2 separate regions of the Homo sapiens genome follow, and region 1 is linked to region 2. A link is a loop called in an ENCODE intact Hi-C map of the cell type or tissue named here. Cell type or tissue: heart right ventricle. All regions are shown on one strand. Links, peaks and the distances in the headings refer to the core of each region. The heading gives the core; the rest is flanking DNA. Region 1 overlaps STRN (striatin). Region 2 overlaps HEATR5B (HEAT repeat containing 5B).

The links. Peaks named below come from ENCODE experiments on the same cell type or tissue, not always from the same donor. Only the 100,000 strongest peaks of a DNase experiment are listed, where the experiment ranks them.
Region 1: it touches region 2 in a loop (2.0-fold over the local background); 7 of 110 quality-filtered maps call a loop at or near these places.

Annotation. Positions count from the first base shown.
Region 1 is chr2:36,896,064-36,913,068 of GRCh38, reverse strand. STRN (striatin) reads left to right here. Exons shown (of 18, transcript NM_003162.4): 4 at 7,451-7,529; 5 at 10,318-10,485; 6 at 13,411-13,546. Among named protein-coding and RNA genes, the nearest start is that of STRN, 62 kb to the left of the region's middle. In heart right ventricle, for the core only: no CTCF peak of the experiment used is centred there; no DNase peak of the experiment used is centred there; H3K27ac peaks cover 398 bases.
Region 2 is chr2:36,998,418-37,015,422 of GRCh38, reverse strand. HEATR5B (HEAT repeat containing 5B) reads left to right here. Exons shown (of 36, transcript NM_019024.3): 27 at 1,403-1,582; 28 at 6,575-6,812; 29 at 8,119-8,373; 30 at 9,664-9,791; 31 at 11,737-11,881; 32 at 12,851-13,117; 33 at 14,610-14,837. Among named protein-coding and RNA genes, the nearest start is that of STRN, 40 kb to the right of the region's middle. RefSeq lists a silencer at 12,333-12,499. In heart right ventricle, for the core only: a CTCF peak has its summit at 10,231; no DNase peak of the experiment used is centred there; H3K27ac peaks cover 5,638 bases.

The DNA of each region.
Region 1 (17,005 bases), core at 4,724-12,723, 100 kb after region 2:
GACAAGGGTGTGTTCAGGAAATATTTAGGAAGTAAAATATGCAGGAACTAGTTCTTTTTATATATACATAAATTTGATTTTATGCTGATCTTCTCTGTATTATTCTAATTTTAGTATATGTGCTGCCAAGGCAAGCACAGGAACTACTTCTTGATTGGATGTAGGGGGTGAAAAAAGGATGAGTCAGAAGTGACTCCCACATTTGTAATTTAAACAACTAGACCAGAAGTAGATTTGGAAAATGGTGGGTTCACTTTTGGATTTATTTCTTAGGTAACCAAGTGAAGATGGCCAGTAGACAGTTGAGTATATGGGTCTTGAGCTTAAGCCAGAAGTATGGATGTGTTAGAGACATAAATTTGAGAGGCATCAACATATGGTACTGGTGGCACTCAAGGCCATTGGAGTTGAAACAGTCACCCAGGAGCTGTATGTGAGGTAAGATTACAAAAAATGGAGCCCTGAGGAATGACATTTAAAAGACTGGTAGAAGAACGGAAACGTGAAAAAGAGTCTGATACAGAGTACATTAACAGTAGGAGGAAAACCAGGAGACCAAGGAAACCAAGAGAAGAGAGGGCTTCCAGAAGGAAGGACTGTTCACCACTACTGGTTAATTCTCAGAGGGCTGAAGAATATCTGTAGGACTTTGTGACACATGGGACACTGAGAACTTAAGGAGAGAGGTGAGGGCAGAAATAAAGTGGGTATAGTTAGCTTTCAGGAAGCTTAGGTTGTGAAGGTGAAGGAGAGAGATTAGAGGGCAATAGCTGGAAGGACACATGGGGTCAAGGAAAGTGTGTGTGTGCGCGCGCGCACACTCTCACGCACACGTGTGATGTGTGTCTTAGAGGAGTAACCAATAAAAGGGAAAGAGTAGAGATACTCGAAATAGGAAGATAATCTGAAGAAGGTGGTAGGGACTGGATTCTGAGCATAGCTGGAGAATGGCAGGAGGAGCATGTCTTTTATCATTACCAGGAGAGAATGTAGGAAGTTAGGTTAACAGGTTTATAGATTTGGATTTCTGTTTGGTGGTGGGTATTTGAGGAAATGTCCACAAGTGATAGCTTTATATATGAGATAGGATTATCTGCTGAGAGTGGGTCAGATGTTTAAGAAAAGTAGAGAAGGTTTAAAATGCTAATGGTAAACAGGAAGACTAACTTTCTAGGGAATAGTAGGATCGAGAAAAGCTAAGGGTCCAGTTGAGGTGTGTGATCATGAGTGTATGTAGAGGCACTAGGCTGCACATTTGGTAGTCTGGGTAAAGTAAAAGAGAATGCAGATAGTTAATAGTTGAATTCACGGAGAGAAAAAGGGACAAAAAAATTTGACAAAGGAATGATTGAAGTGATAAGCCATGAACTAAAACTACAGAGGGAAGGAAGTGAAGACACAAGGAGGCTGGCTAATGGGTGAATTAAAAGTAAGGGGGTAGATTCTGGTCTAGAGCAGGTCAGCAAACTTTTTCTGTAAAGGGCCGGATAGTAAATATTTTGGGTTTTGCAGGCTGTTTGTTGCAGCTACTCAACTTTGCCACTGTCACATGCAAGCATTCATAGAAGGTACATAAATGAATGGATGTGTCTGTACTATAAAAACAGGTGATAGGCTGGATTTGACATGCAGGCAGTAGTGTGCTGGCCCCTGGCTAGAGGTCCCAGCTAAATTAAAGAACTAGCAAATTTAGGGAAAAAAGAAAGAAAAAAGAACTAATGAATTGGGAGTAATTGAGCCTGACTGGTCTGCTCAGACAATCAGTTTGCATCTATCATAGTTGTTCATGATGATAAGACCTAAGATATGACAGCTAGAGAGGGTGGTGGCTGTGGAGAGGCAGAAGTGGATCTCCTACATGCATATTGATTTCACTCAAGATGATGTAGAAGTTTGGTGGCAGAAACATGTGAGCCAGATTTGGAGGGTTATCTAGGGATTTATAGATGATGGTGATAAGTACTAGGAGGTGGCAGAAAGGGTATATTCAAATAGCATAACCATTAAAGAAGCAGGGATTTTTTTTTGCATTCTTTGTTCTTTTATCTATTTACCATATTTTCCTAAAACTGATAACCAGACATTTTCTGAAACATTTTTCACAAAAATTTGCTTTTCCTTTCTAATTTTTTTTTGTCCCACGTCCAGACCTTCATATTTCTACTGTAGGAGAGTATTATCTCAGGCTATGTTAAAATGTATTTATTTTTGATATTTCAGTCTCTCCTATTTAATATTAGAAGCCAGGTAGTTATTTAAAGTTGAATATATCCAGTGTGATAAATTCTGTCTTTTAATTGAGAAATTTAGACCATTTGCACTTATGATTATTGATATGGTTAGGTTAATGCTACTACCTTTGTAATTCATTTTGTTCAGTCTGTTCTTGTTTCTTTTCCTTCTTTTTCAGGCTTCTTTTGAATTATCAAATATTTTTTAGGATTCAATTTTATCTCTTTTGCTGACTTATTAGCAGTAATTCTTAGTAATTGCTTTAGGGCTTACAAGGCACATCTTTAACTTATTACAGTCTGTCTTCAAGTGATAATACACCACTTCATGGATAGTACAATAACCTTATAATAGTGTACTTCCGTTTCTCCTCTTCCCAGTCTTTGTGCTATTGTTGTCATGCATTTTACTTCTATGTATGTGATAAACCACACACTCCATTGTTATTTTTTTCCAGCAGTCTTTTGTCTTTTAAAGATATTTAAATACTAATATGAAAAAAAATTCCCAATACTCATTATTCCTTTGTGTAGATCTGTGTTTCCATATTATTTTCCTTCAACCTTAAAGTCTTCCGCTCACGTGTCTTGTAATATGGAATGCAAGTAATGAATTTTTGCAGCTTATGTATGTCTGAAAAAGTCTTTTTTTTTTTTTTTTTTTGAGACAAAGTCTCGCTCTTGTCCCCCAGGCTGGAGTGTGACGCCACGATCTCGGCTCACTGCAGCCTCCGCCTCCCAGGTTCAAGCGATTCTCCTGCCTCAGCCCCCTGAGTAGCTGGGATTACAGGCGCCTGCCACCACACCTGGATAATTTTTGTATTTTTAGTAGAAATGGGGTTTTACCATGTTGGCCAGGCTGGTCTAGAACTCCTGACCTCAGGTGATCTGCCCACCTTGGCCTCCCAAAGTGCTGGGATTACAGGCGTGAGCCACTGCGCCCGGCCTGAAAAAGTCTTTATTTTGCTCATAGGCATTATTTCTGATGAGATATCTCCTGTTGCCCTTATTTTTGTTCCTCTGTGTATAATGTGACCTTTTTCTCTGGCTGCTTTTAAGATTTTCTCTTTATCATTGGTTCTAAATGATTTTATTATGATATGCCCTGGTGTAGTTAGCCCTCTCTACATATTTCTTATGCTTGGGATTTATTGAGTTCCTTGGATCTATGGGTTTATAGTTTTCATGGAATTTGGCACTTTTCAGCCATTATTTCTTCAAATACTGTTTTTGTTCCTCCCTGTGCTATGATCTGGAAACTCTCTCTAGGTGGTGTCTGGGATAATCATGAGGCTTACCTGTTTGCTTTCCCCTTCTCTCAGTTATTACTGTCCTTTGTTGCATGGTGTCCAGTGTTTTGAAAACCATTGTTTATCGTCTGTTTTGTTTTATAGTTGGTTCAGCAGGACGGTAAATCTAGTGTCTGTTACCCTAATTTGACAGGAAATAGCAGTCAAATACTTTCGATATTACCGAGAAATTCAACTATTATCTATATTAAAATCCTCACTTTTATATAATGTCACTTTTTGAACTTGACAAGGCAAGAATGAATGTGATAGTTAATGACTGCTTACTAACCATGGAAAGAACTGCGAGCTTAGCCTGAGTAAGGAAATATAAGAGCTATTTGACTTTGGGTTTCTTTTTTTAACCTGAATTTTTTTTTTTTTTTTTTTTGAGATGAAGTCTCTAGCTCTGTTGCCCAGGCTGCAGTGCAGTGGTGCAATCTCGATTCACTGCAACCTTCGCCTCCTTGGTTCAAATGATTCTCCTGTCTCAGCCTCCCTAGTAGCTGGGATTACACGCATGCGCCACCTTGCCCAGCTATTTTTTTTTCTGGGGTGTTTGGGGGTGGGGATAGAGGCTTGCTCTGTCGCCCAGGCTGGAGTGTAGTGATGTGATCTTGGCTCACTGCAACCTCTGCCTCCCAGGTTCATGTGATTCTCCTGCCTCAGCCTCCTGAGTAGTTGGGATTACAGGCACGAGCCACCGCACCCAGCCTCCAACTAACTTTTGTATTTTTAGTAGAGATGAAGTTTCACCATATTGGCCAGGCTGGTCTCAAACTCCTGGGTTTGAGTGATCCGCCCACCACGGCCTCCCAAAGTGCTGGTATTACAGGCATGAGCCACTGCGGCCCAGCCATAACCTCAGATGTTACTTAGAGGGTCAGATTTTATCTCAGTGTAAGAATACACTTTTTTTTAAGAGGATAGGGTACATTCTTATTTGATTCTTATTAAGATATAATTTACATATCATAAAAGTCACCCTTTTTAGTGTTTTCACAAATCTCTCCCTCCGTACGCTAATCCCCTGGCAACCAGTAGTCTGTTTTCCATTTCTGTAGTTTTGCCTTTTCTAGAAAGTCATATGAATTCCAGAATCTTACAGATTGTAGCCTTTCGATTCTGGCTTATTCACTTAGAATAATGCATTTGAGATTTATGTATGTTTGTATCAGTAATTCATTCCTTGTTCTTCTTGAGTAGTATTCCATTGATTTGCTGTATCACACTTTTTTGTAATGTCACTGGCTGCCAAAATAGGCAGAAGTAGTTGAGTATATTTGAGGATGGCATAGAAAGGATTTAGCCCTATTCTGATGGGAGATTTAATGACCTCAGAACTTCATTTAACATCTGAAGTCTTGAAATGGCAATGTAAATGTTTTTACTTGGCAAGTACAGGTTATTCACTTGACTTAAGAAGGGGGTATATTGGAACATACTATGTTACCTGCACAGATCCTGAATTTGCGGTCAGTGGAAACAAGATGTATTTGTTTTCCCTTAGTTTGGGGGCAGCGTTTTTGCTCCCTTCTTTTTTTATTTTTTATTTTTTTTAATTTATTTTCTCTTTGAAGTTATCACAGAGTAATTAGCTTCTTTTTGGAGTTAATTTAATTCCCCTTATTTTCTACCTGCCTTTCCAGTCTGTTTCTTTGGTATATCACAGAACTAAGCCTAGTTATTTTAGAGTTCTTTTAGAAGAAAAACAAACTTGGAAGATTTAATGCTTATTTTTATTCATGTATTTCTCTAATTTCTTATTGTAGTGATAGCATGTGAAGGAAAATGCTGGGGCTCTGGAGTGAAACAGAAATTCAACACTTACAATTGTGTTTCTAACTAAAAAACCTGAAAATTGCCTTCCAAAACTCAAGCTTTCTTATCTTTAAAATGAGGCTAAGTACCTATCTTTGAGGTTGTAAGGAATAAAAGAGATAATGTATGTGTTTTTAACACAGTATGTAGTAAATACTTAATTTCTTTCTTTTTTTTTTTGAGACAGAGTCTTGCTCTGTCACCCACGCTGGAGTGCAGTGGCATCATCTCGGCTCACTGCAACCTCCGCCTCTCAGGTTCAAGCGATTCTTCTGCCTCAGCCTCCTGAGTAGCTGGGAAACAGGCATGTGCCACCACGCCTGGCTAAGGTTTTGTATTTTTAGTAGAGACAGGATTTCACCGCGTTAGCCAGGCTGGTGTCTGTCTCCTGACCTTGTGATCCGCCCACCTTGGCCTCCCAAAGTGCTGGGATTACAGGTGTGAGCCACTGTGCCTGTCCCGTAAATACTTAATTTCAAATGTCACCAAATAAATTTTTCCAGTCCCTATTGTATCTCCACTTGAATAAGATCCTATAAAGATCAGCAGTTTTTTAGAGTTTGATCAAGGGCTGAGGAAAGTATGCACTTTTTTTGTACTGTTAATGTAGAACCATAGTATAGCTTGGAGATTGTACAGTCCAGACTTACCATAGGGAAAGCTCTTTTTATTTTATCACCTTCTAAAAAGGATTCTGGTTTTACCTAGTGATGAATTTAAGCGTTAAAATGCTTAGGAGGTTTTCATTCAAAGAATGTCATTAAAAGAATACTTGAGGGTTTTTTTTTGTTTTTTTTGTTTTTTGAGATGGAGTCTTGCTCTGTCGCCCACGCTGGAGTGCAATGGCGCAATCATCTCGGCTCACTGCAACCTCCGCTTCTTGGGTTCAAGGGGTTGTCCTGCCTCAGCCTCCCGAGTAGTTGGGATTATAGGCACCCACCACCACTAATTTTTGTATTTTTAGTAGATATGGGGTTTTTTGCCATGTTGGTCAGGCTGGTCTCAAACTCCTGACCTCAAGTGATCCACCCGCTTCGGCCTCCCAAGGTGCTGGGATTACAGGTGTGAGCCACCACGCCTGGCCTACCTGAAGTTTTTAAATGTAATAGCTAATGAAGGAAACAGGTTTGGATTGAGGTTGTTATATATCTGCTCTTTACCAAATTGGCTCTTCTACCATCATTCCTCAGTATTTTGTTCTAGTTCTTTTTTTAAAAAAATTATTTATTTGTTACTCATTCATTCATTCATTCATTCATTCATTGTTTTGAGACAGAGCCTCCCTCTGTTGCCTAGGCTGGAGTACAGTGGCACGATCACAGCTCACTGCAGCCTCGTCTTCCCAGGCTAAGGTGATTCTCCCACCTAAGCCTCCCTAGTAGCTGGGACCACAGCTGCGTGCCACTATGCCCAGATAATTTTTTTTGTAGAGACAGGGTTTACTCCATGTTGCCCAGGCTGGTCTCAAACTCCTGGGTTCTAGAGATCCACCTGCCTTGGCCTCCCAAATTGCTGGGATTATAGGCGTGAGCCACCATGCCCAGTTATTATTTATTTTTAATTTTTAATTTCTGTGGGTACATGGTGTATATATTTATGGGGTACATGAGATGTTTTGATAGAGGCATGCAATGTGTACTAGTCACATCATGGAAAATGGGGTATCCATCCCCTGAAGCATTTATCCTTTGTGTTACAAATAATCCAGTTATACCCTTAGTTATTTTTAAATGTTCAATTATTGTTATTATTGGCTTGTTCTAGTTCTGATGTGCTACTTTATAATACTTTTATTTGGCTCTCATTGTGTGACTTGATGGGATAAGTCTTTGTTCTGGAGAAAAATTCTTAGTCTAGTTAAAGACAGGGAAAATGTATTTATTTTAGTTCTGCTACTCTTAGGGAAATCCAGTAGCAATAATTTATATTAGAGTTTTGTTATAGAAATTACAGTTAAAAAACAGAACTTACATTATCCTAACACATACCTTACAGTTGCAGTTTTACATATTCTTAATCTTATAAATGTTTATTGGACGTTATTAATGAATTAAGATGCCCTCTAATACGTAAAACAAGTCAGTTTTATTATGACTTAATGTTTTCTAGATGAAGGTAATGAAACAGAAGTGCAGCCACAACAAAACAGCCAGTTAATGTGGAAACAAGGTCGACAACTACTCAGACAGTAAGTGTCTCATGGTGAAACTTATAAATGGCTGAAGACAAGAAACAGTTTTATGAAGTTATTTTTACTGTGTATTTTCAAGTCAGATGAATATTTTATCTCATACAGATGCTGTGAAAAAGCTTAATTGAATTACTGTTCCTTTTTCATATTAAATACTTTTTCTGTGTGGTAGAACTTACGTAGTTAAAAGAATTTTATAACTTTAAAGTTATTCTTTTCATTGCATATTTTATGTATGAATATATAACATTTTAATATATGTGCAATTGGCCAGGCGCAGTAGCTCACACCTGTAATCCCAGCACTTTGGGAGGTCAAGGTGGATGGATCACTTGAAGTCAGGAGTTTGAGACCAGCCTCACCAACATGGTGAAACTCCATCTCTACTAAAAACACAAAATTAGCCGGGCGTGGTGGCACATGCCTGTAATCCCAGCTTCTTGGGAGGCTGAGGCAGGAGAATTGCTTGAACCCGGGAGGTGGAGTTTGCAGTGAGCCGAGATCGCGCCATTGCACTCCAGCCTGGGCAACAAGAGCGAAACTTCATCTCAAAAAAAAAAAAAAAAAGTGCAATTGGTGTTTACATGCAATTTTGTTATGTTTTAAAACTTTTAAATAATTGGAGAACTTTTTGAATTCTCCAAATTTGCAAATATTGCCTAACATATATTTCATTCATTCATTCATTCATTCATTCAGTCATTCATTTGAGATGGAGTCTCACTCTGTCGCTCAGGCTGGAGTCCAGTGGCACAATCTTGGCTTACAGCAACTGCTGCCTCCTGGGCTCAAGTGATTCTCTTGCGTCAGCCTCCCGGGTAGCTGGGACTACAGGTGTGTGCCTCTATGCCTGTCTCATTTTTTTGTATTTTTGTAGAGATGGGTTTTTGCCATGTTGGCCAGGCTGATCTCGAACTCCTGACTTCGAGTGATCTCCCCACCTCGGCCTCCCAAAGTGCTGGGATTACAGGTGTGAGCCACCATGCCCGGTCAACTTTCTTCCATAAAATATTAATATGTATTTGAGACAATAAAGAGTAAACAATGATGGGTTGAGGTTCTGATATCAAGAGGTAGACTAGACTCACCAGCTCAGTGCCTGGTTCTTGAATACCACCTTTGAAACTCATATTCAGATTTGTGCCTCAGTAAAATGAAATGTACTACCTGGTTTTTTGGAGGTTGATTATAAGTTGTTTAAACCCAAGGTTTCCAAAGTGGATGTATAGCAGCTATTACTTTTGACTACGGAAAGAGAATCTTAAAATGTCTTTGCATATGTATTTTTTGATCTAGATAGTTACAAGAAAATGAGATATTTTCTGATATTTAATAAGTAAATTTTTACTAATGCCCACACTTTGATCTTAAATATGATTTATACATCTTCCTTTTTAAAATAGATGTGTTCTTAGAATGTTAATCTTTTTTTAAACAAAAAATGATTTCATAATGAGCTATCCAAGAGATATTTTCAAAAACTTCAAAGGACCCATAATCAACTCTTCTGAGTAAAGGTGTCATTTTATCAATGAATGAGGAAGTAACTGTTGAGTAAAACCAGCTTTTCTATGGCAAGAGCAGTTTTGAAACAGGTATTTGTAATGTGATTTTGTTGCCAAAGTGAGGTATGTCTCAAATATTATTTGTTAAAAATGGAAAAATATAACATCTTTAAAGCCGTTTTCAAGAACTTTAAATTTAGGAAAGTTGGGAATTTATTATCCAAATTTTAATCGAGACCTTTCTATAAATATTGGATGGGATTGAAAAATGAGCATCTTGATTTGGTAAGATACACTTACTCCCTTTGATCACATATATTTCTGAGATAACTCTTTCAGCTATAATAACTAAGACCAAATCTTGTTAATAAACTGAACTTAAACTGGTTATCTCGTCAACCTTTGTTTTCTTCTTTCATCCAGTAGACTCGGTGCCTACTTATAAGTTAATGTCCGATGTTTGTCTGTCGTTTTTATTAATGGCATTTACCTTTTTCATGGTCTTCCCACTGCCACTTTTGGTCTGTTCTGGTCAACTTTGGTGTTAGTAGGTATTGAGTCCTTTCTATATGCCAGGTACAATATTAGGTGTGTCTGTTTTAAAGGATAGAAAACTGAGGTTCAGGAGAATTAAAGTTATGCAAGTAAGTGGCAGAAACAGGACCTAGATCTAGCTCTCAATACAAAGCCTTTGCTCTTTTTTTGTGTTGCTGCCTTTCAGTAACATACACACACATGTGTACACACACCCCCTACATTCTACAATTTAATTGCAGTCTATTTTTATTTTAAAGTTGTCTCAGGATAGGAGCTTCAATTCTGTAGAGTGACTCGAGAAATAACTACCTTGTGTGTAATGAAGGAGACGATATATGCTAGGAACATTCTGTCTAGATCACAAACAGTTGATCCATGACAAATTTAAAAAAACTACCGGAATAACTATTATAAAATACTGATTTGGTAGTCTAGCTCCAATCCAGCCTAAAGAAAAGAATGTGCTATTAGATATATTAAAGACCAGCTTCTTCTTATGGTAAATGTAATGAATGGTGTATTGTATAGTTCTCTCATTTTTCTCAGTGACTGTAGAGGCTGGTACTGCAAGAGACAGCTCCATCTGCAGCTGGAAGATTATTTATTAACAAGTCTTACTAGCATAGTACTGTACTGTTAAGTCTTATGCAGGCAATGAGTTTAAATAAATACTTTTATTTACATATTAAATTATAGAATACTGATTCCAGTATGACTGAACTCTAAGGATTCTCTTCACACAGGTATCTACAGGAGGTGGGTTATACAGATACTATTCTAGATGTGAAATCTAAACGAGTGCGAGCTTTGTTGGGCTTTTCAAGTGATGTCACGGACAGGGAAGATGACAAAAATCAGGACTCAGTTGTAAATGGCACAGAGGCTGAAGTTAAAGAGACAGCAATGATTGCGTAAGTATTTTGTCTGGAAAGTGTTTTAGCTATTATTAGTTCTTATTAAATATTTTTGGTTTTATGGACATTACTTGTACTTTTAGGTAGTGACATAGAAATAATTTATAACTTAATAAAAATTCTAACATTTTATTTGGTTAGAAGGTAACAAGGATTGGAGTTATTTATGACTATTTTAATTCAAGAATATTATTTGTGATATTTATTTAATACAGATATTTAATAGATTTTAGTATATTGACTTAATCAGTAAATAAAACTTCAGAAAAGATTTTATTTGGAAATTCAGTACAAATCTGTAAGAATGACGTTTCATGATTGGTGATCCAGAAGTCGTAAAAATACCTCAAATTCTGTAGAAGTAACACTGTTTTTTAACCACTTTTGTTTATCTATTAATGTTGTAATTTATCTTTGATATAAAATATCTATTTTAAGTAGCTATTTTGAAGTGACAGCGTAAGTGTGAACAATTCAGTAGCTATTTGAAATATTTTGTTTTCCATTTTGGATTATGTATCATACAATTACATATGATTCTACTTAAAATAATCATAAACAGTTCAATAAAGAGATTCTTATTTATTGGGAAAAAATTTCCGTGATTGTTAATTGAATAAAAAGCCAAAAATTCTGTGAATGTTTAAGTATGACTTTTATTTTGACACTTGTTTAGGAAGGAAGAATGGTTTTAATTGAACTCTATAAATTTTCTAGCAAGAAGATAGTTCCTGCTATTTGGAATATAAATTAAAATTATGGGATTAGGTAAAGGTTCACTGTAGGACTTTTATAAGCAAAGTTCCTTGGAGCCTTAAAATGTATTCATTAATAATTAAGAATACATTTCCAACTTTGTAGGCTGTATTAAAAACATACATTAACTTATATTTGTAAATGTAAGGCATGTTATTTCTCTATAGATATAGACTGTGTGGACATTATCTTTAGTTCTGTTTTTATGTTCTGGGTTTAATGTAAGTCATCAAGTTAACTTAGATAGTATAAATGTTTTTTTTTTTTTTTTTTGAGGCGGAGTCTCGCTCTGTCACCCAGGCTGGAGTGCAGTGGCGCCATCTCAGCTCACTGCAAACTCTGCCTCCTGGGTTCACGCCATTCTCCTGCCTCAGCCTCCCGAGTAGCTGAGACTACAGGCGCGTGCCACCGCACCCAGCTAATTTTTTGTATTTTTAGTAGAGATGCGGTTTCACCATGTTGGCCAGGATGGTCTCCATCTCTTGACCTCATGATCCACCCGCCTTGGCCTCCTGAAGTACTGGGATTACCGGCATGAGCCCCCACGCCTGGCCAATAGTATAAATGTTTTTAAGAACTATAATGCATACTTTAATAACCTTCAGTAAAGACTTTGAGGGAAGACCACTCTTGTGTGTTTTGGCCTTGATTTGTCTTTTAAGAATGACAAAGATACTGTTGCTAATCTGTCCGATTTCAGTAGGGATAAAGAGTTAGGGGAGGGTAATACCAAACACAAAGCTGTAAGTAGATTTGAAATTTAAAATAGATCTCTTTTGAAAATTTTGTCCATAGTAGTTTCTACAATTTTTTTTTTTTTTCAGGAAAATGCTCTCTGTCTAAAAGATTACCTAATGAACTGGAGATAAATCTTTCTGTTCTGGCCATTGGAATCTTTACTAAATTTATTTATTTATTTATTTATTTATTTAGAGACAGAGTCTCACTCTGTCACCTGGGCTGGAGTGCAGTGGCACGATCTCAGCTTACTGCAACCTCTGCCTCCCGGGTTCAAGCGATTCTGCTGCCTAAGCCTCCCGAGTAGCCGAGACTACAGGCATGCGCCACTACACCCAGCTAATTTTTGTATTTTTAGTAGAGATGGAGTTTCACCATGTTGGCTGGCCAGGATGGTCTCAATCTCTTGACCTCGTGATCCGCCTGCCTCAGCCTCCCAAAGTGCTGGGATTACAGGTGTGAGCCACTGCGTCCAGCCAGTCTTTACTAAATTTATTTTGAGGGAACTAAATTCAAGTCATATATTTGAAAATTCAACTATTTCTAAGAGATTAATGGCTTATTAATCAACAGGGTCGAGTCTAGTAGCAATGTTAATTTGACTAGTGTATTGCTGTTAGTAACTTTATGTACACATTTTCTCTTTTACTTTAGCTGTTAAGCAGAAATACAAGATTGCATCAGAGAAAAATGACATACTTGTTATTTTCTTAGTTGTGTAAACTTATGTAAGAGGTCAAAGGGAGAGTTGTAGAGAGAATAAGAGTAGAGAAAAACGGCGGTAGAGATAATAAAAATATTTTTAAAATGAAATACATTAAGGTTGGTGTAAGGATCAAAATAATAATAAATCAGGAAGGGGAGTTTTTTACATTAGATTACCACTAATCTAAATAGATACGAGTGGCTCACGCCTATAATCCCAGCACTTTGGGAGGCTGAGGCTGAGGCGGGCGAATCACTTGGGCTCAGGAATTAGAGGCCAGTTTGGGCAACATAGTGGAACCCCATCTCTACTGAAAATACAAAAATTAGCAGGGTGTGGTGGCTCACTCCTGTAATCCCAGCTGCTTGGGAGGCTGAAACTGGAGAATTGCATGAACCTGGGAGGCGGAGACTGGAGTGAGTTAGATCATGCTACTGCACTCTACCGTGGGTGACAGAGCCCGGAGACTTTGTCTCCAGGTAGATAGGTAGGTAGGTAGGCAGGCAAGTAGATAGATAGGATTACAAAGTACTTAAAGAGTATCCACTTCTTGTATTGCTTTTTAAATTTGTGAGAGTGTAATTGATAAGAATCAATGTAGATAATGTGATTTGGGATTTATAGTTACCATATAAATAGAAGTTGATGTAACATATCATGGGTTACTTCTTATGTCGAAGTTAAAAAGATTAACTAAGCAGGATATACATGTTTTACACCAGAAAATCTGAGTTAACAGATTCTGCCTCCGTGCTGGATAATTTCAAATTCCTTGAAAGTGCAGCTGCAGATTTCAGTGATGAAGATGAAGATGATGATGTTGATGGAAGAGAGAAAAGCGTCATTGATACTTCAACAGTGAGTTAGATAACTCATACAATATAAATATTTTTAGGGACTATAATACATACTGTATAATGCATAAAAGAATCCATGTTCTTTAATCTTAACCCGTAGCTTTTTCTTTTTCATGAATTTGGAGACATTTATGAGAGTTTGTAATACTGATTTCAAGTTGAGAATATTTTTAATATAGTAGCTTTCTCTTGAAATTCCTCACTGTTTGACTTTTTGTTCATTCATTGAACAGGACAACTTTTCTATGGGGCAGATGAATATAGTAAATATTGTGTGTTATAACAATGCAGGGTTATTGGTTGTTACAAGAGAATAGAATTGACAGACACATCATGGTGCCTGATGGCAGCTAGCATCAGCTCTAATATATGCAGTTTTTGTCTCTTGTCAGGATTGTTTTGGTAGGCAAACTTTCAGAACTCTTCCATTAGAGTTCTTCAAAATTGTTTAGGGTTCTTCTCAAGTTTTGTTCAGATGTTGATAAGCTTATTGACTTTCCCATGGCAGGTTCTTGGAATGAGAGATGTCTCGAAGTAGCCACTTCTTTCTCTTCCCTTCTCCATTTTCTTCTCTTCTTCCCTCTTTCCCCCTTTTCCTCTCTCTTCGCTTTTCTCCCCTCTTCCCCTTCTCCCTTCTCTCTCTCCTTCCTTCTTCCTCCTACTCCTTTTCCTTCTTTTTAAAGTAAGATATGAGGACATGTTTCACTTTGTCTAGGAAAATGTTTGCATTTTCTCTTTCACATTAATTTATGAATAGAGAGGAGGAAAGTAAAGTAATATAAAGCAGATCGGACCTCTAACTAAAAGACTTGGGTTTAAGCTCCAGTTCTGCCACTATTTGTGTTTCTTAATGCTTCAGGCTTAGTTTTTTCATTTGTAAAATGAGGATTGTTATAAATAGCCATCTTAACCTTGGAGGATTTTGTGAGGAACAAAGAGACACTATGTGCGAAAATGATCTGTTTAACTATAAAGTGCTTTCTAAGTGTAACCTCTGTGTGTTTTATGCCTTCTGCTTCTGAGGCTCCATCAGAGACTCAAATTATTACTACCAGATTATTGTTTTCCATCACGACTATTCAATAGTACTCTACTGGTAAAGCCCTGCCTTGGAAATTATTTGAAATTCAAGTAGTAACTTCCAATTTTTCTTATCCAAAGAAGTAGTAATAGCCTGTGTCTTAATTTACCATAGTAAAAGGAAAAGCCTAAATTTCAATGACACTTTTTCTGTGTCCTGATCATCTGGAAATTGGGTAGTCCCTTGTGATTTCTGTGGGATGCTGGCATTGAGATATTATTTTTCCATCAAAATACTTTATTCATAGCTCAGTATTAAATAATGCCTTGAATCATGATGCTATGTTTCTGTTAGTGATATCAATTTAAATATTTAAAATATTTATAAACTAATTATTAAAACTGTTACATATGATCTTACTAGAAATTCCTAAACCATAGACTGTTGTCTTTTTAAGTAAACAACATAATAAATATACTGTCTTCTAATTAGTGCAGATCATAGCAGTTCTGTGCTGCGTGCAGTGGCTTGTGCCTGTAACCCCAGCTACTCAGGAGGCTGAAGTGGGAGGATCACTTGAGGCCAGGAGTTTGGGACCAGCCTAGGCAACATAGCAAGACCCCATATCTAAAAAAAAAATTTTTTTTTAATTAGCCATGTGTGATACTGCATGGGAGGCTGAGGAAGGAGGATCGCTTGAGCCCAGGAATTTGATGTTGCAGTGAGCCATGATCATGCTACTGCACTCAAAAATTTTTTTAGTTTTGGCTGGGTACGGTGGCTCACACCTGTAATCCCAGCACTTTGGGAGGCCGAGACGGATGGATCACTAGGTCAGGAGATCAAGACCATCCTGGCTAACGCGGTGAAACCCTGTCTCTACTAAAAATACAAAAAAAATTAGCTGGGTATGGTGGCGAGTGCCTGTAGTCCCAGCTACTCGGGAGGCTGAGGCAGGAGAATGGCGTGAACCCAGGAGGCAGAGCTTGCAGTGAGCTGAGATTGCGCCACTGCACTCCAGCCTGGGTGACAGAGCGAGACTGTCTCAAAAAAAAAATATATATATATTTTTTAGTTTTTTTTGGAAAAAAATATTTCTAAGCAAATCACTGGTTTTAACAGTTTTGCTTATTTTTTACATTATATTACATTAATTTGCACAGCTACACTCACATAGCTATATGCCGAAAAGGACTTTAACAACCTAATTCTGTGTAGCAGTGAATAAGCATAACTTACTGCATTCTATAGGAAAAGCTGAAAGTTATCCTATTAAAATGTCAAGTAGAACAAGTTTTAAAAATGTTATTTTATTTTATTTTTCTTTTTTTTTTTGAGACGGAGTTTCACTCTTGTTGCCCAGGCTGGAGTGCAGTGGTGTAATCTCAGCTGACTGCAACCTCCGCCTCCTGGGTTCAAGCAATTCTCCTGTCTCAGCCTCCCGAGTAGCTGGGATTACAAGCATGCACCACCACACCCGGCTGATGCTGTATTTTTAGTAGAGACAGGGTTTCTCCATGTTGGTCAGGCTGGTCTCGAACTCCTGACCTCAGGTGATCCGCCTGCCTTGGCCTCCCAAAGTGCAGGGATTACAGGTGTGAGTCACTGCACTTGGCCCTTATTTTTCTTTGCCATCATTATCAGTATTCTCGTCATCACCAGTTAAGTGTAATAACAACTCTGAGATTATACATGCATGTAAAAAGTGATCAGTTTCAAACTGTGTGAAGCCTAACTTCTGCAGCAGCATTTAGTCTCCACATTCAGGAACTTTAGGAGGAAAAAGAATGGAACTAAGAGCTATTAACTATTTTTTTTAGCCACAGTATAAAGAATCCCACGTCCCCTTGTGTCATGGCCCTCCTAATGGTTTTTGAAGTGACAGTTTATTCATTTTTCTAATCTACTTAGGCATCCTGTGCAACCCATAACTTCTTTGGTTTTCTCTTAATTTCCTAAATTGATTTATAAGCTCATCGAAGGTAGAAGTGGAGTGGAACCTTCTATGTCAGGAAGAAAAGTAATACATGCTTATTATTACAAACTCTACCTCTTCCGATTCTGATCCTGTTCTCCAGTGGTAAACACAATTCATTTTTCTTCTCTACCCAAACATTAAAAGCAGAGGACTTTTGGTTTATTTATTTAAAGTGAGATACTTAGTAAATAGTAATCTGCAATGACAGTAATAAATGTCATTTATCTTTATTCTTTGTAAGGTTATACTGAGGTGGTGAGACTAGAAACAAGTTTTTCCCCCCAAGAGTTGCTTTTATTACTTAATACCTAATATTTAATGTTGAAAATATATTCATACTTGGAATTTGAGGTTCCACATGCTTCTTATGGATTTTGCCTGCTCTTTTTGTCAGGCAGTGAGAACGAGGACTCTGTAAGATGTTGGTGGTGGTCCCTCTGAATTACAGCTGGCAACTCATC
Region 2 (17,005 bases), core at 5,330-13,329:
TCTATGGTATTATAAAAGACACTTAACATATTACTTACTGTCTATATACATTTTTTCTTATACAGAAGTACTGGAACAGTTTTCCTAAAGCACAATTCTAATAATATGATCCCCCTGTCCAGAGGCCATGGAAACTCACAATTGCTTACAGAATGAAGTCTAAATTCATTTTCCATGGAATGTAAATTTTACCTTAATCTAATCCCAATTAACTTTCCTAATCACATCTCTTCCTCATGTAACTCTCCTATGTCTATACATACAAACCTCTTTGACACCTAAACATTCCCATTCCTCCTGCTAGAATTAATCTTTCCCTTGTCTGTTTTTAAGTGTCCCATATTACAGTCATAAAACATTCCCATGTGTTCATTCAATCTGTGTTTTCTTACTTGAGGGTAGGGACTAGATTTTTTTTTCCTATTCCTTTTTTTTTCTTTCTTTCTTTTGAGACAAAGTCTCGCCCTGTCGTGGCTGGAGTGCAGTGGTGCGATCTCGGCTCACTGCAACCTCTGGCTCCCTAGCGATTCTCCTGCCTCAGCCTCCCGAGCAGCTGGGATTACAGACACACGCCACCATGCCCACGCCCAGCTAATTTTTGTATTTTTAGTAGAGATGGGGTTTCACCATGTTGGTCAGGATGGTCTCAATCTCCTGACCTCGTGATCCGCCTGCCTTGGCCTCCCAAAGTGCTAGGATTACAGGTGTAAGCCACTGCGCCCAGCCTCTTTTTTTTTTTTTTTAAAGTCCCCTTTATAGCAGCAAGCATAACCCTTTTCCTGTGGTAAGCAGAAATTTTGTTGAAGAATTATTCAAGACTGAACTGCTTTGGGTGGAAAATTATTTCTGTTAACATTTTTGTTAAAGTACACGGTGGAAACATGTTAAGTAAATACTATTTTGTTTTCTACGTAGGAGTACAATAAAATCTATGCTTACCATTGATATAAAAAATAATACTGGCTGGGCACGGTGGCTCACACCTGTAATACCAGCACTTTGGGAGGCTGAGGCAGGCAGATCACGAGGTCAGGAGATCGAGACCATCCTGGCTAACACAGTGAAACCCCGTCTCTACTAAAAATACAAAAAAATTAGCCAAGTGTGGTGGCACGCGCCTGTAGTCCCAGCTACTTGGGAGGCTGAGGCAGGAGAATTTTTTGAACCCAGGAGGTGGAGCTTGCAGTGAGCCGAGATCACGCCACTCCGCTGCAGCCTGGGTGACAGAGCAAAACTCTGTCTCAAAATAATAATAATAATATCAAAGCATAGCATTGGGTAGTTTATTTTGTTTTGTTCTTTGGTTTTGTGTTTTATCTTCTAGGAAAAAAGTCATTTATTCCATTTTCTTATACAGCATTAATTTTTTTTACACAAAAGTTTTTGAATTCTCTTTGTCTAGGTATGTAGTACATGGATAGGAAGTGGAGTTGTCAGTGATCTCAATGATCTCCGTCGAGTACACAATCTTCTTGTTTCTTCTCTGGACAAAGTTCAGGCTGGAAAAGGATCTTCCAGCCAGCTGTACCGAGAGAGTGCCACGACCATGGAAAAACTGGCTGTTCTCAAAGCTTGGGCAGAGGTAACGACTAAACCACAATCTATTGTTTTTGACCCATTTCTTCATCCATGAGAAAATGTTCCTCTACTCTTGTTGGTAAAAAAATTTTTGTTTTTTAAAAACTAACCCTTGATATGGAATACTTTTTGAAAATTTGTTAATCAGTGTACTGAAAACCTCTATATTGAGGAAGGGCTCTCCTACATAATATGAGGAAATTAGGTAGGAAAAACTCAAAAATATAACAGAAAATATTTTATGCCAAAAATCTTTTATTTGATTAAATTTCAGGTGACTTGCCACCTTGATATTGAGGCCATAGGGGTTTTGTTTCTTTTTTTTAAAGGTAGGGTCTTGCTTTGTTGCCCAGCCTGGACTTGAACTTCTGGGCCCAAACAGTCCTCCTGCCGCAGCCATCCGCGTAGCTGGGACTGCAGGCACGCACCACAGTGCCCAGCTTGTTTTGTTTTTTAATAGCTAGTTTTACCTTTTTCATTCTCACAGTCACTTTAAAAAATATATAATTACATTGTTTTAAATTCATTTTTCTAAATTCCTTCTGCCAGTTACTATTGAATTCTTATCATCTGCCCTCCAGTATTGAAGTAACTAATTCCTTCCTCTACCAGCTCAGTATCTCACTTCCCTATTTTCGTGGTATTCAGCAACAGGTAACTGAAACCATAGAAAGTGAAACCACGTTTAAGGGAAGACTATTGGAGTTATAATTATTTTAAGCTTTTCCGCTAATCTAAGACTAAACTTTTCTCATTCCCTTACTTCCCACCCTCTGATTCATTCAACAAAGTGTTGTTTAGCTTCAGCTCTGTCAGGTTAGCAGTTGAGAATACGGGGGTGAGATATATTACGTTTGCTGAGCAAGACAAACTGGTAAACAAGTAGATGTACCAAAGGGTAAGGAGCATTATCACAGGAGAAATACAAAGTTACAAAGTGTTTTGGAACACATAGCAGAGGCAGTTACAATAGGCTGGAGGCTCAGAAGTAGCCTTTTTGGAGAAAGTGATGTTTACATTGAAACATGGAGGATAGGAGGAGGTATCAGTTAGGCATGAGAGTGAGGAGGAGACTGTGTGAAGCTCAGTGCTGTCTACTCTTCTTCTTTGTGTCTTCAGCACCTTCCTCTGTACATCCTCTAAAACTGCGCCCTAGGCCAGGCGTGGTGGCTCACACCTGTAATCCCAGCACTTTGGGAGGCCGAGGCAGGCGGATCACCTGAGGTCAGGAGTTCGAGACCAGCCTGGCCAATATGGTGAAACACTGTCTCTGCTAAAAATACAAAATTACCCTGGCATGGTGGTGCATGCCTGTAATCCCAGCTACTTGGGAGGCTGAGGCAGGAGAATCACTTGAACCCGGGAGGCAGAGATTGCAGTGAGCCAAGATCACGCCATTGCACTGCAGCCTGGGCAACAAGAGCGAGACTCTTGTCTCAAAAAAAAAAAATTTAATTAATTAAAAAACTGCACACATTATTTTCAGGAATATTTAAGGATATGCACAAAGGTTCTGCTACAAGGGTATTTGTTATGGTGTTATTATTCACAAAAAAGTGGAAATAACCTAAATGTATTTCTTGATCTTGAAAGATGATGATATTAAGTGACTAGAAAATTGGGGTAGAAATTATACACACACGCACGCACACATTAGGTAAAAAACTGAGCGTGTTTATATAACTGTTTAGACTGGTAACAGCATTGTATCTGAGTAGTAGCATTATGTGTAGTTTTAATTTTCTTCATTTTGCTTATGCTTCTGATTGTCCTTTTTTGTGTAATATCTATAAGAAAAATAAGCCTAAAAATTTATTTTAAAATAGGTCTGAAAGATATATTCTCATATATTGCAGGTAGCAATATAAAATATAGAACCTTTTTAGAAAGCATTTGGCAGTGTCTATTCAGAGTCATAAAAATATTTGTAAACACTGACCCAGTGATTCCATTTCTGGGCCTGTAGTCTAGTGAAAAATATCCAAAATATGGAAAAGAGGTAAGTTTACAAAAATGTTTACTTGCAACACTATTTATAATGTGAAGAAATGAATATCTTTTGTCTTCGAAAGCTGTATTTCATCTTTCTAGGATTCCCAATGCTAAGTAAAGAATTAGAAGTAAATATAAAATTTCAACTGTAGGAAAACTGGTAGATACATTGTGGGTCATCCACTGTAAGTCATTAAAATAATGGTTATGAAAACTGGTATTCACATGGGAAAACCCTATGACATGTTTATCAGTAAAACTAAATACAGAATCTCTGTACATCAAAATTATAACTTACAAAGATAGAATATGAAAACCCAGAAATTGAGGTTATGAGTCATTTTTAACTCTTATTTTTCCAACTTTTTATAGCATAATTATTAAAATAAAATTATAAGTCGAGGAAAAATGCATACATAGACCGTAAAGTCTTACAGTGACACCCTTGCTTCCCCATTGCCTGCAGAGTAAAAACTTCAGCTACTTCCAGCTTATAACCTGTGCTCCGTCTATATGAGAAATTTGCATACTTAGATTACCATGCAGTTTCCTGTTTTTGTGCTCTTGCTCTGGCTGTTCCCTCTGCCTGTAAGCTCCCTTTCCATCTCTGCCTATGAGCAAGTCAACTTTTGTCCTTAAAAACGGTCTCACCTTTCTCACACTCCCAAGGCTAAGATTCGTTTATCTGTGATGTTCCCTGAGATTCATTCACTCATTGCATAAACTGCCGAGTGTTCATTAGGTACCAGACACTGTCTGTGCACTGGGTAGAGTGTACTAGAAGATAAAGCATTAAAAAGATTATCTTTGTAGAAGATAAATAATTAAAGCCAAATCTTTAAAAGTTTCTTCTCTTAAGCACCTTTTTACTTCCCTCTCATTGTAATATTAGCCTGTGAATTCATGGAAAGCAAAAACTATGTATTATTTGTTTTTTTTTTTTGCTTCCAGTCCTAGAACAATAACAAATTCAAGGCAAAAGGTGCCTACCTAGTAAGGATTTGATGAATGAATGGCTGGATATACTTAAGAGTGCTTATTGTGACATTTTCTTAAAAATGTTAGTGGCTGGGCACTTGGGGAGGCTGAGAAGGATGGATCACCTGCGGTCAGGAGTTTGAGACCAGCCTGGCCAACGTGGAGAAACCCTGTCTCTACTAAAAATACAAAAATTAGTCAGGCTTGCTGGTGTGTGCCTGTAATCCCAGCTACCCTGGACCCTGAGACAGGAGAATCACTTGAACCCGGGAGGTGGAGATTGCAGTGAGCTGTGATCGCACCACTGCACTCCAGCCTGGGTTACAGATCGAGACTCCCATCTCAAAAAAAAAAACAGTGTAATAACAAATTTAGGGGGGAAACAAGCATGTACTCACTAGAAGATATGACAGTAATATATTCATAACTTGAGATCCAAAGTCCCTATTTTAGAATTTAGTCAATTGCTGTATATTTTCTCTGTGCTGTAAGTCTGCTTGGTGTGGGAATAGGGGTAAGACACAGTGCTTCTCATCAAGAAGCTTGCAGTGTACCTATACAGATACCATACTTAGGCTTTCTCGTTAGGTACAATGGATGTAACACTGTGGAGGGAAGACAGTTTTCTCGAGATTTTTATCTAGAGCAATTCTTTTCTTGCTTGCTGTCATTCCTTTCTTTTTTTGTTTTCTCATTAATACGTTATTCAGCTTTGTATGTGCCAGTAGCCAAAGCCTAAATGTATTACAAAACAAAGGAAAATAAATATGATTCAATAAAGAAGAATCTTTGAAATTATATTTTAGGAAAGTTGCTTTTATGTCTTTTTGGCTCACAAACTAGAGAGAAAGGATACAGGTAATGTATGTGACTAGCAGATTATATTAGCCAGGCTATCTGTTGTAAATGCTAGATTGCAAAATATCATTTAAGGTCTGTGTAAGAAGGAGTTTAGAAGGATATTTATGGAAATCCTTTCTGATGTCTCTTTTTGCCTCTCAGCTGCTTACTTTGAATGCCTGGTTGTCTAATAAGTCTAGGAAGGTGGAGGCAGAAACAGAGTTATACCCTGTGGCAAAAAAAAAAAAAAAAAAGTGGAGGCGGGGGGTGCTTTGTAAAGTAGAATGAGGGAAGCCAGAAAAAACTCTGAGAAGGCTACTCAAGGAACATGCCATCAGAGGAATAGTCAGAAGTCAGATCAGTTTTTTTAGAAAAATGTCTCCAAGGCAAATGGAATTATTCTTTTGTGTTTATCAGGAAATCATGGAGTTGTATATACTTTTTTTTTTCTTTTTTTGAGACAGGATCTCAAATCTGGTGCCCAGGCTGGAATGCAGTGGCACGATCATAGCTCACTGGAACCTTGAACTCCTGGGCTTAAGCGATCCTTCTGCCTTAGCCTCCCAAGTAGCTGGGGCTACAGGCATGTGCCACCATGCCTGGCTAGCATTTTTGTTATTTTTTGTAGAGATAGGGTCTTGCTATATTACCCAGGCTGGTCTTGACCTCCTGGCTTCAAGTGATTCCCAGCTTCTCAAAGTGCTGGGATTACAGGCATGAGCCACTGCACCTGATCAAAGTATATACTTTCTTCTTTTTTTTTTTTTTTTTTTTTTTTGAGACAGAGTCTCACTTTGTCACCAGGCTGGAGTGCAGCAGCGCGATCTCGGCTCACTGCAACCTCCGCCTCCCTGGTTCAAGCGATTCCCCTGCCTCAGCCTCTGGAGTAGCTAGGACTACAGGTGCCTGCCACCATGCCCGGCTAATTTTTGTATTTTTCGTAGAGACAGGGTTTCACTATGTTGGCCAGGATGGTCTCAATCTCTTGACCTCATGATCTACCCGCCTTGGCCTCCCAAAGTCCTGGGATTACAGGTGTGAGCCACCGCACCCAGCCAAAGTGTATACTTTCTAATATCTATACCCAGTTATCTTTGATGATTTAACTGTATTTTTATAATAACGTAAAATATCTTATTTTTTTATCTTATGCCTTACTATTTTGTCCTCATAAATATCATATTAGGTATATGTGGTCGCTATGAATATTAAAAAGGAAGCAGAGTCAAAACCAAAAAGAGCAATTAAAAATACTGACGATGATGATGACGACTGTGGTACCATCGATGAACTGCCACCAGATAGTTTAATAACACTGGTACAACCTGAACTACCAACACTCAGTCGCCTGTGGTTAGCAGCATTAAAAGATTATGCACTCTTGACTTTACCAGCCGAATTTTCTAGTCAGCTTCCTCCAGATGGTGAGTATTACATTCTGAGTTTTACTTTTATGGAGTTCAAAGTAGTAGTTAAACAAAATAGAGACGGTATAGACTAGCAACAACAGTTGCTATAGTAACAGTTTAAATTTCTGTGGCTTAAGTTTGATGTTGTCTCAGTTAGAATATGTACTCTATATTGAATTTGTAGATAGAAGATATAGAGCTTTTTTGTTGGCTGAAGCAAACATATTAGCAAGCACTGTTACAATAATAGCTGTATGAGCTAGGGTATTCTAAATAGCTATGGGTAACAAGTCATTATGCATAACCATAGATGTATATTGCTGTACTGTTCAATGTTTGTATTTTCATATTCTATTTCAGATTCCTAGTGTGCCAATAAATTATGTTCCTAAAGTGCTTTGCAAATTGTACTTTAGTTTTCTTATCAAAATCAGTGTAGAAATCGTCAACATTTTTTTCTGTTTAGAAAGTGTGTTATTAGTTCCTACTTGAAGAACCCATTCTCCTTCCTATATATTAATGATAAGAATAATGGAGTTCCCCCGCCCCCTTTTTTCCTTCCTTAATCCATCATAACAGCAAGGAGTGATGAGGAAGTCCTCAGTGTTAGTAGAGGAAACAACAGGAGGTGGAGAGGAATAGCAGAAGAAGAAAGAAACAGAGGGAAGAAACAGAGTTCCCTGGTTGTGATAGAAAGAGAAGATGATAGGGTTTTAGGAGCCACTGGCAACAATGAAGAGGTAAATTCTGTGACAACAGGGTAAGAAAAGGTAAGAATACTTAGTGACATCAGCAGTAGCAGAGGAAAGGCTGGAAAACTAGCATCAGTGAGGAAGAGACAGGTATTCCAGTTCATCAGCTACAGAAAAGGGGTTACTTTTGGTGGCTTTATAAAGAGGAGAAGCCCTTTGGCTAGATTTCTCTTTTGTATGTAACAGGTATTTTTGTTAGTGGTTCATAAATGAGCGAACATGTATAATAGTAATATTTTGGCCGGGTGCAGTGGCACATGCCTGTAATCCCAGCACTTTGGGAGGCTGAGGCGGGTGGATTGAGAGTTTGAGACCAGCCTGGCCAGCATGGTGAAACCCCATTTCTACTAAAAATACAAAAAATTAGCTGGGCATTGCGGCGCATGTCTGTAGTCCCAGCTTCTGAGGAGGCTGAGGCAGGAGAATTGCTTGAACCCAGCAGGAGGAGGTTGCAGTGAGCCAAGATCGCACCATTGCACTCCAGCCTGGGCGACAGAACGAGACTTGGTCTCAAAAAAAAAAAAAAAAAAAAAAAAGTAATGTTTTTAATTGATTTGATTGCTTTACAGGTGGAGCATTTTATACCCCTGAAACTATTGATACAGCTAGACTTCACTATCGGAATTCCTGGGCCCCAATTCTCCATGCGGTGGCACTTTGGTTAAATAGCACAGGATTTACGTGCTCAGAGTCTACAGAAGCAGCAGCAATATCTGGTTTACAAAAACGTTCTACATCTGTCAATTTAAACCAGGCATCAGGAGCAGTGGGTAGTGCTAAATCTTTGCCAGAAATTAACAAAGACAGAATGCATCTGATTTTAGGTAGGTCTGTCATATTAATATATTTCAAGATTATCACTTCTGAAAATTCATATCTTTCATTTTAAAGCTATGGAAAGATTTTGTACAGTATAGCACAGTTCAGAGAAGGAAAAGTGAAAGGATTTTTCACCTCACCTTATAAATTGTTAATTGAATTTTTAACCTAGAAATTAAATTATTAAAAACTACTGAAACTACTTAACTGTCATGCTCATTCACACAGCAATATCGAACAATTTTCAGTAAAAAAACGTAATATGTTTTTTATTCAACAACAGGTTTTCTTTTTACTTGGCACTTAACCAATTATCCCATTAAGAAAAAAATGTTTAAGAAGATTTCAGTGAATCCTAATGTAAAATTGCTTTATAAATGCTTTTTTGTTTCTTGTTTTTTTGTTTTTTGTTTGAGACAGAGTTTCACTCTTGTTGCCCAGGCTGGAGTGCAGTGGCGCAATCTCGGTTCACCGCAACCTCCGCCTCCTGGGTTCAAGCGATTCTCCTGCCTCAGCCTCCCAAGTAGCTGGGATTATGGGCATGCGCCACCACGCCCGGGTAATTTTGTATTTTTAGTAGAGGTGGGGTTTCTCCATGTTGGTCAGGCTGGTCTCGAACTCCTGACCTCAGGTGATCCACCCACCTCGGCTGGGTGCTGAGATTACAGGTATGAGCCACTGCACCCAGCTATAGATGCTTTTTTAACATTTAAGAATTTATACATGGTAATGAAGCTTTTAGTGATCTTATGTTTTCTGGGAGTGAAAAGGAACACAATAAGGTGTAATTATCGGATTCATCAGTAGATCTGGTAAGTGAAAATGTGAAAAACTTCCAAAACAATGACTTTACCCCTATGTAAATTAAAAGCAGTTGTTTACTATGATACCCATTGTGCCTCTATAACTTGCCATTTAAAAACTTTGTATGCATGAAAAATTATTTGGCTACCATTTAATGAAAAACAATTTTATAATGTTTGTAAATTTATTTTCTTAATGTATTATTTTAAAAGTCCTAGAAATAAAAACTTAATATCTTCATAATCAACCTGATGGCATGGGAATTCCTTCTTTCACACATAGCTAATTTGAATATTAACCTAATTGCAAAACTACAACCTTATGTTGAGTTTGGCTGTTTAACTTGGAAACCATTTTGAAGTCTACTTTAAGGTATTAATAAATACATGTTAAGGTAATCTGTAAAAACATAAATAGAGAAGAAATATGGGATCAAACAACATAAAGTGTTTTATAAGTGAAAAAACATGTTTTTATTTTGTGCATTTCAGGTGTGAGTATACAGTTTCTTTGTTCCCCTAGACCTGAGGAGCCCATTGAACATGTTACAGCATGCCTGCAGGCCTTACATACCTTGCTAGACTCCCCTTATGCTCGAGTCCATATTGCAGAAGATCAGGTACAGTGTATTGCTATGATAGATACTTGTGTGGTTTTTTTTTGAGTATTGCTTTACAATGGAAAAAAGGATGGATTTTTTTTCTGTATTGGATCCTATTTTAACATGATATGAATACACTGACTCCCTGTATTTATTCACCCAGTTACTTTTACTCTGTGCCTGGTCTGCCTCAAACGTGGTTTGAGGTTATAGATAGTGAAAGCAGTTTCACTGTGCCTGAATTAGGAGATAGGTACAGTGTGGTAAGTGCTATTTTAGTGCATGTAAAGCTGCAATTAGAATAGAGAGGAGGAGCCCGATGTTGTGATAGGAAAGCAAAGGATGGTTTCTCAGAGTGGGCAATGGTTGAATCAAATCTTCAAGAGGAATTAGTGAGGCAACACATGCGGGACGGGTTTTCCTCTCAGAAAGAATAGCAAATACGAACACTAGGAGGCATGAGAGAACACGGCAAGTTCAAGGGCATAGCCATTTACTATGGCCGATATGAATGGAACATGAGGTTGTTAGATGAGGCTGGACAACAAGGTGAAGACCAAATCATGAAGGTTTCTTGATGACATGTAAAAGAGTTTGAACCCTATCCTGAAAGTGATAGGGAATCATTAAAAATGTTTAAGTAGAGGAATGATGTAACTAACTTTATATTTCAGAAGGATCATTCTGTCAGCCCGTAGAGGTAGGTTGGTTTGTAAGAGATGGGAAGGGAGACAGGGAGGCCAGTTCTGAGGCTTTTTTCATAATTCCAGAGAAATGATAACACTAGCCTAGGAAGGCTGAATAAAGGAAGAAGAAAGAGGACCAAGATTGGAAGCTTGAGGATAAATAGCATTTAAAAATTGAGAAGAAGGAAATAAATCAACAGTGGAAACTGCTAGAGAAGTTTCAGGAGAACCAAAAGAGAACAGAGTTATCAAAGACAAGGGAGGAGTTTCAAGAAGGGTAGACAGAGTCTCAAAAGAAAGAATCGAGTAAATAAGCACAGAAATGAGTCTAGAGGAGGCTATTGGTGACCTCCCGCAGAGGATTGTTTGAGGTGACCAGTAGCCAGATAGTAGAAGATTGAGGAGTGAATAAGAGAGTAAAGGAAGTGGAAGCATCTAGGCTGGGAAAGGAAGGAGCCAGATACATAGAGGAGGACATAGGGTAGATAAAAGGATCTGGAGGCTTTGGGAATAGTGCAGGGGGGACATGTGATAAGAAAGACTTGAGCATTGTCATTATACTGACAAGAGTAGCCTAACTAGAGAGAGAAGTTGAAAACATACGAGATATGATCAGAGTCCTTGAAGAATCCCTAGGAAGTCAAATAGGTTAGGATAGGAGCACATAAGGAAAGATTAACCTCAGATTAAGCCTCACATAAGAGGCTGAACACATGATCTTAAGGAAAGAGGTAAAGGTGGCTTTGGTTGCAGTTAAGTCTTTTCCCCCTCTTTGAAATTTCATTTAGGTTCATTGGATGGATTTGGTATGGAAGATTGTGAGTAAGAAGCTTAAAGTGGGTGGCAAAAGTTTGTAGTAGTTGCTGAAGTGAATAGAAGAGGAACTCACCAGAGATTTCTACAATCTGTGGTAGGCAGAGGTTGTAGAAATTCTTGGATATTCAGCTCAGGTTAGAAATTATAAATTTTAGCAGCACTGGACTCTACAATACTATTTAGCTCAATTATTTCCTTCCAATAGGAGAATGATCATCTCTGAATATAAAGCACATTTAAATATGTAAATAATAAATCATTTGTTGCTTGAAAATACATAGGAGTAAAATGTGACCATTTCTCAAGATTTTTACAATGTTCTTATTTGTTACGTAGTCCTATATTTTAATTTTAGCTACCTGATTTCTTTTTTTACATAGGTATTTTCTCAGATTTTAACAATATAAAGTTATTCTTTGAGATTGAAATTACTTAACTGTATTTGTATTTATTTGTATTAGCTGATAGGTGTTGAGTTGCTGAGTGTTTTGCACCGCCTTCTATTGACCTGGAATCCATCATCTGTCCAGCTGTTGGTTACTGGAGTTGTACAACAGATAGTAAGAGCTGCTCAGGATTATTTGCAAGAGAAAAGAAACACTCTAAGTAAGCACTAGAAATTACACTAACTTGAAGTAAATCTTATTTTATACTCTAATTTTTAAAATATTAACGCCAGGACATATTTCTATAGTTCTTATTTTATTTTTTAGAGGCAGGGTCTCATTCGGTCACCCAAGCTGGAGCGCAATGATGTGATTATAGTTCAGTGTAGTCTGTAACTCCTGGGCTTAGGATCCTCCTGCCTTAGCCTTCTGAGTAGCTGAGACTATAGGCACACTCCACCAAGCCCAGCTAATTTTTTTTTTTTTTTTTTTTTTTTTTTTGCGGGCGGGACAGTCTTACTCTCAAGAGCCCAGGCTGGAGTGCAGTGGTGCAATCTCGGCTTACTGCAGCCTCAAACTCCCAGGATCAGGTGATCTTCCCACCTCAGCCTCCAGAGTACCTGGGTTTACAGACACACTCCACAATGCCCAGCTAATTTTTGTATTTTTAGTGGAGACAGGGTTTTGCCATGTTAGGCTGGTCTCGAACTCCTGAGCCCAAGTGATCCGTCCATCTCAGCATCCCAAAGTGCTGAGATTACACGTTTGAGCCACGGCACCTGGCCAGAAGTTATTAATTAAAAAAAGAATTAATCATACATTTAGAAGATTTGAAATTGATTTTATTTTCATTAGAAAGGACCAAATGAAATTGCTGAGAGTCGACTATTTTTCACCTTTTGTCAATTTCATCTGGTTCAACCTAACATGTGTTATTCCTATTACAAAATATATACCCAATAAAAATACCTGATAAAGATTTTCCAAGTGAAAAATGAACTGTCTGTTACCTTTAAGGACAGATCAATGCACAGAATTCTAGGGAGGCAGAGAATTATACAGAGAAGGACGTGTGACATTATTTGACATTTGCTTATAAATTCTTTTGAAGGAATTTCCTAAATATACTTGTGTTGTTTTACATACTTTTTTTTGGCTGGAAATTTCACCAAATTATCTTTTACCTCAGATGAAGATGATATGGAAAAAGAGGCCTGTACCGTATTGGGAGAAGGAGGTGACAGCGGTGGTCTCATTCCTGGAAAATCTCTTGTGTTTGCAACTATGGAGCTGCTGATGTTCATTTTAGTACGGCATATGCCACATCTCAGTACCAAGGTGTCAGACTCTCCAAGTCACATAGCCACTAAAACTCGACTATCAGAAGAAAGTGCTCGTTTGGTGGCAGCCACAGTTACCATACTCTCTGATTTACCATCCCTTTGTTCACCCGCTGGTACGGTATTGATCAGTATTTGGAAATGCATTATATTACAGTAGACAAAGATGAGCTTGCCTTTGATTTTAAGCACTGTTATAACCCAGTTTCCTCTTAAATCTCAAGTGAAAAATAAGAAGCTGGTCTTTTTTTAAGGTTTTGTCTACCTTTAGGAGCCTATGAAGATTAAAGATTCAAAAAGTCACAAACCTAAGGTGCTCTTTTCAGATGTGTTTCAAATAAGACATGGAACTACAGGTTGAGGAAAGACAGTGTCAGCAGATAGACATAAAGTGGAATAACTAAACTCTGTTTTCCAGTCTGGTTGCCACTCTTGAGTGACACTGAAAAACTCAAGGCCAGGTGCGGTGGCTCATGCCTATAATCCCAGCACTTTGGGAGGCTGAGGCAGGTGGATCACCTGAGCTCAGGAGTTCCTGACCAGCCTGACCAACATGGTGAAATGCCATCTCTACTAAAAATGCAAAAATATTAGCTGGGCCTGGTGGCGTATGCCCTGTAATCCCAGCTACTCAGGAAGCTGAGGCAGGAGAATCACTTGAACCCGGGAGGCAGAGGCTGCAGTGAGCCGAGATCACGCCATTGCACTGCAGCCTCAGCGACAGAGCAAGACTCTCAAAAAAAAAAAAGAAAGAAAAAGAAAAACTCTGAAGAATGTCAGAGGAGACTTTTTTTTTTTAAGCTCATCAGCTGTTGTTAATGTTAGTGTATTTTATGTGTGGCTCAAGACAATTCCTCTTCCAGTGAGGCTCAGGGAAGCCAAAAGATTAGACATTCCTGATCTGGAAGGTAAAAATGGTATCAGATAAAGAGATAAATTTCAGCTCAACTCACGGAAGACCTTTCTACCTCTTAGAGTTACCCTACATATGTGAAAATAATGAATTCTCCATATTTGGAGTTTTGCAAGCAGAGGCTACAATGGCTGCAGGTCAGAGTGGTGAAGGTATTTTTTCCTTTTGTGGGAGGTTGAATTTTCATGACCTAGAATTTTCAGTTACAAATTCTAGGATTATTTCATTTCTTCTTTCCTTGCCCCAGTAGTCCTTTTACTTTCCTGGTCTGATTAGGTTGACTTTAGTAGACTGAGGATTGATTACATGTTTTACAAGTGCTATAAAACTCATGAAGTTACTCAGATGCTTCCCACAGTATCTGGTGTGGTTTTTTCCTGTTTTTCTGTCTTCCTTTTTCGTTTTCATTACACAGGGCATGAAATATTAAATAGGTGAAGTATTAGAAGTAATAAAAATAAGGCTAGCTGGAAAAAGAAAGAAAATACCAATTCTGTCTTTGAAATAATATGACACTTTCTTATTTTCTTTTTCAAACATTGAATTATAGTAGTAGTAATACAGTAAATTTTGTATAAAGACAAGGAAAAAAACAATATTAAACCACAATCAAATGCAAAAAATACAAGCAATGAAAACAACTATAATATGGGAACTGAATAGTTATGAGGTGATCTGATTTGTTTTTCTTTCAGGATGTATGACAATCCTGCCCACAATTCTGTTCTTAATTGCAAGAATATTGAAAGACACAGCAATAAAGTCTGCAGATAATCAGGTTCCTCCACCAGTCAGTGCAGCTCTTCAAGGGATTAAAAGTATTGTGACACTTTCAATGGCCAAAACTGAGGCTGGCGTTCAAAAACAGTGGACAGCTCTGATTCGTAGCACGCTTGCTTGCATCCTGGAATATTCTCAACCAGGTAACCTATCAGTTTTAAACGTTTTAGTTAGTTAGGATATGTGTTCCCTAAGTAATGAATTAGTTGAATAAGCTTATCAGAAAACTGCTGTATAACAATGAATCATCTCAGAGAGGTATGTTAGTCATATCTTTCAGATGTGAACTTTAATACTCTTTTCTGGATTGTTGACTCTAAATGCCCTTGTGTTAATAGTTATAAACATGTTGGGGCCAGGCGTGGTGGCCCACGTCTGTAATCCCAGCATTTTGGGAGGCCAAGGTGGGCAGATACCTGAGGTCAGGAGTTTGAGACCAGCCTGATTAACACGGTGAAACCCCATCTCTACTAAAAATACAGAATTAGCCGGGTATGGTGGCACGTGCCTGTAATCCCAGCTACTTGGGAGGCTGAGGCAGGAGAATTGCTTGAACCCGGGAGGTGGAGGTTGCGGTGAGCCAAGATCACACCACTGCACTCCAGGCTCGGCAAAAAACAGAGTTTTTTGAAACTCTGTCTCAAAAAAAATATATATATAAATATACTGGGAGGTTTTTTGTTTTTTGGGGTTTTTGTTTGTTTGTTTTGTTTTTTTGAGACAAAGTCTCGCTCCGTCACCCAGACTGTAGTGCAGTGGCGTGATCTCAGCCCACTGCAACCTCCGCCTCCCGGGTTCAAGTGATTCTTCTGCCTCAGCCTCCTGAGTAGCTGGGATTACAGATGCCTGCCAACACACCCGGTTAATTTTTGCGTTTTTAATAAAGACGTGGTTTCACCGTGTTGGTCAGGCTGGTCTCAAACTCCTGATCTCATGATCTGCCTGCCTTGGCCTCCCAAAGTTGCTAGCATTACAGACGTGAGCTACCGCACCCGGCCGGGAGGTTTTAAATATATACATGTATATCTCTCTCCAGAATTTTTTTTTTTTGAGACAGGGTCTCACTGTGTTGCCCAGTCTGGAGTTCACTGGCACGATCTCAGCTCACTGCAACCTTTGCCTCCCAGATTCAAGTGATTCTCATGCCTCAGCCTCCCAAGTAGCTGGGACTACAGGTGTGCGCAACCGTGCCTGGCTAACGTGTGTATTTTTTGGTAGAGACGGGGTTTCACCATGTTGGCCAGGCTGATCTCAAACTCCTGACCTCAAGTGATCTGCCTGCCTCAGCCTCACAGGTTGCTGAGATTACAGGCATGAGCCACTGTGCCCGGCCTCTCTCCAGAATTTACATGTGTTAATATATTTATGTTTTCTTCAAGTTGTTGTTTTACAATAAAAATAATAAAACAGGAGAGAAAATTGAAGTACCTGTCACTACTCCATTGTACCCCCACATGGAACTACATGTTGATATTATGTTTTTTCGGGTGTTTTTGTTTTTTTGTTTTTTGAGATGGCGTCTCGCTCTGTTGCCAAGGCTGGAGTGCAGTGGCGCAATCTTGGCTCACCACAGCCTCCGCCTCCCAGGTCCCAGTTCAAGCAATTCTCCTGCCTCAGCCTCCTGAGTAGCTGGGATTACAGGCACGCACCACCACGCCCAGCTAATTTTTGTATTTTTAGTAGAGACGGGGTTTCACCATGTTGGCCAGCCTGGTCTTGAACTCCTGACCTCGTGATCCTCCTGCCTCGGCCTCCCAAAGTGCTGGGATTACGGGTGTGAGCCACCACACTCGGCCTGATATTATGTTTTTTCTTAGAAATATCTATCTATATAAATAAGTATGTTTTCTATATGAGTATGTGTCAGTTATATTAAATATATATTTATATATGTGTTATATAGAGAGTAAGATAACTATGAGCAATATATATTTCTGTTTTAAAATTTACATAAATAATGTCATCTCATTCTGTGACTCAACAATAACTTTTTTTACATCTGTTAATGTGAATATATAAAACTCTCATTTAACTCCCATATAGTTTCTGTCATATGTTTTTATCAATTATTATTCATTTCCCTGTCAATGATATTTTTGTTGTTTCTAATTTATCCCAGTTAAAAAGATTGCTGCAATTAACATCCTTACAAATTTCTCATGCACGTGTGCTGTGAGAGATTTTCTAGGATGTACACCTAGAAGTAGAATCGATGGTACATTTCAATGTCATCAGACATTGCCAGATTGACCTCCAACATAGCTACATGAATTTACGCTCTCACCAGCAGAGCATGATAATCTGTATTTTC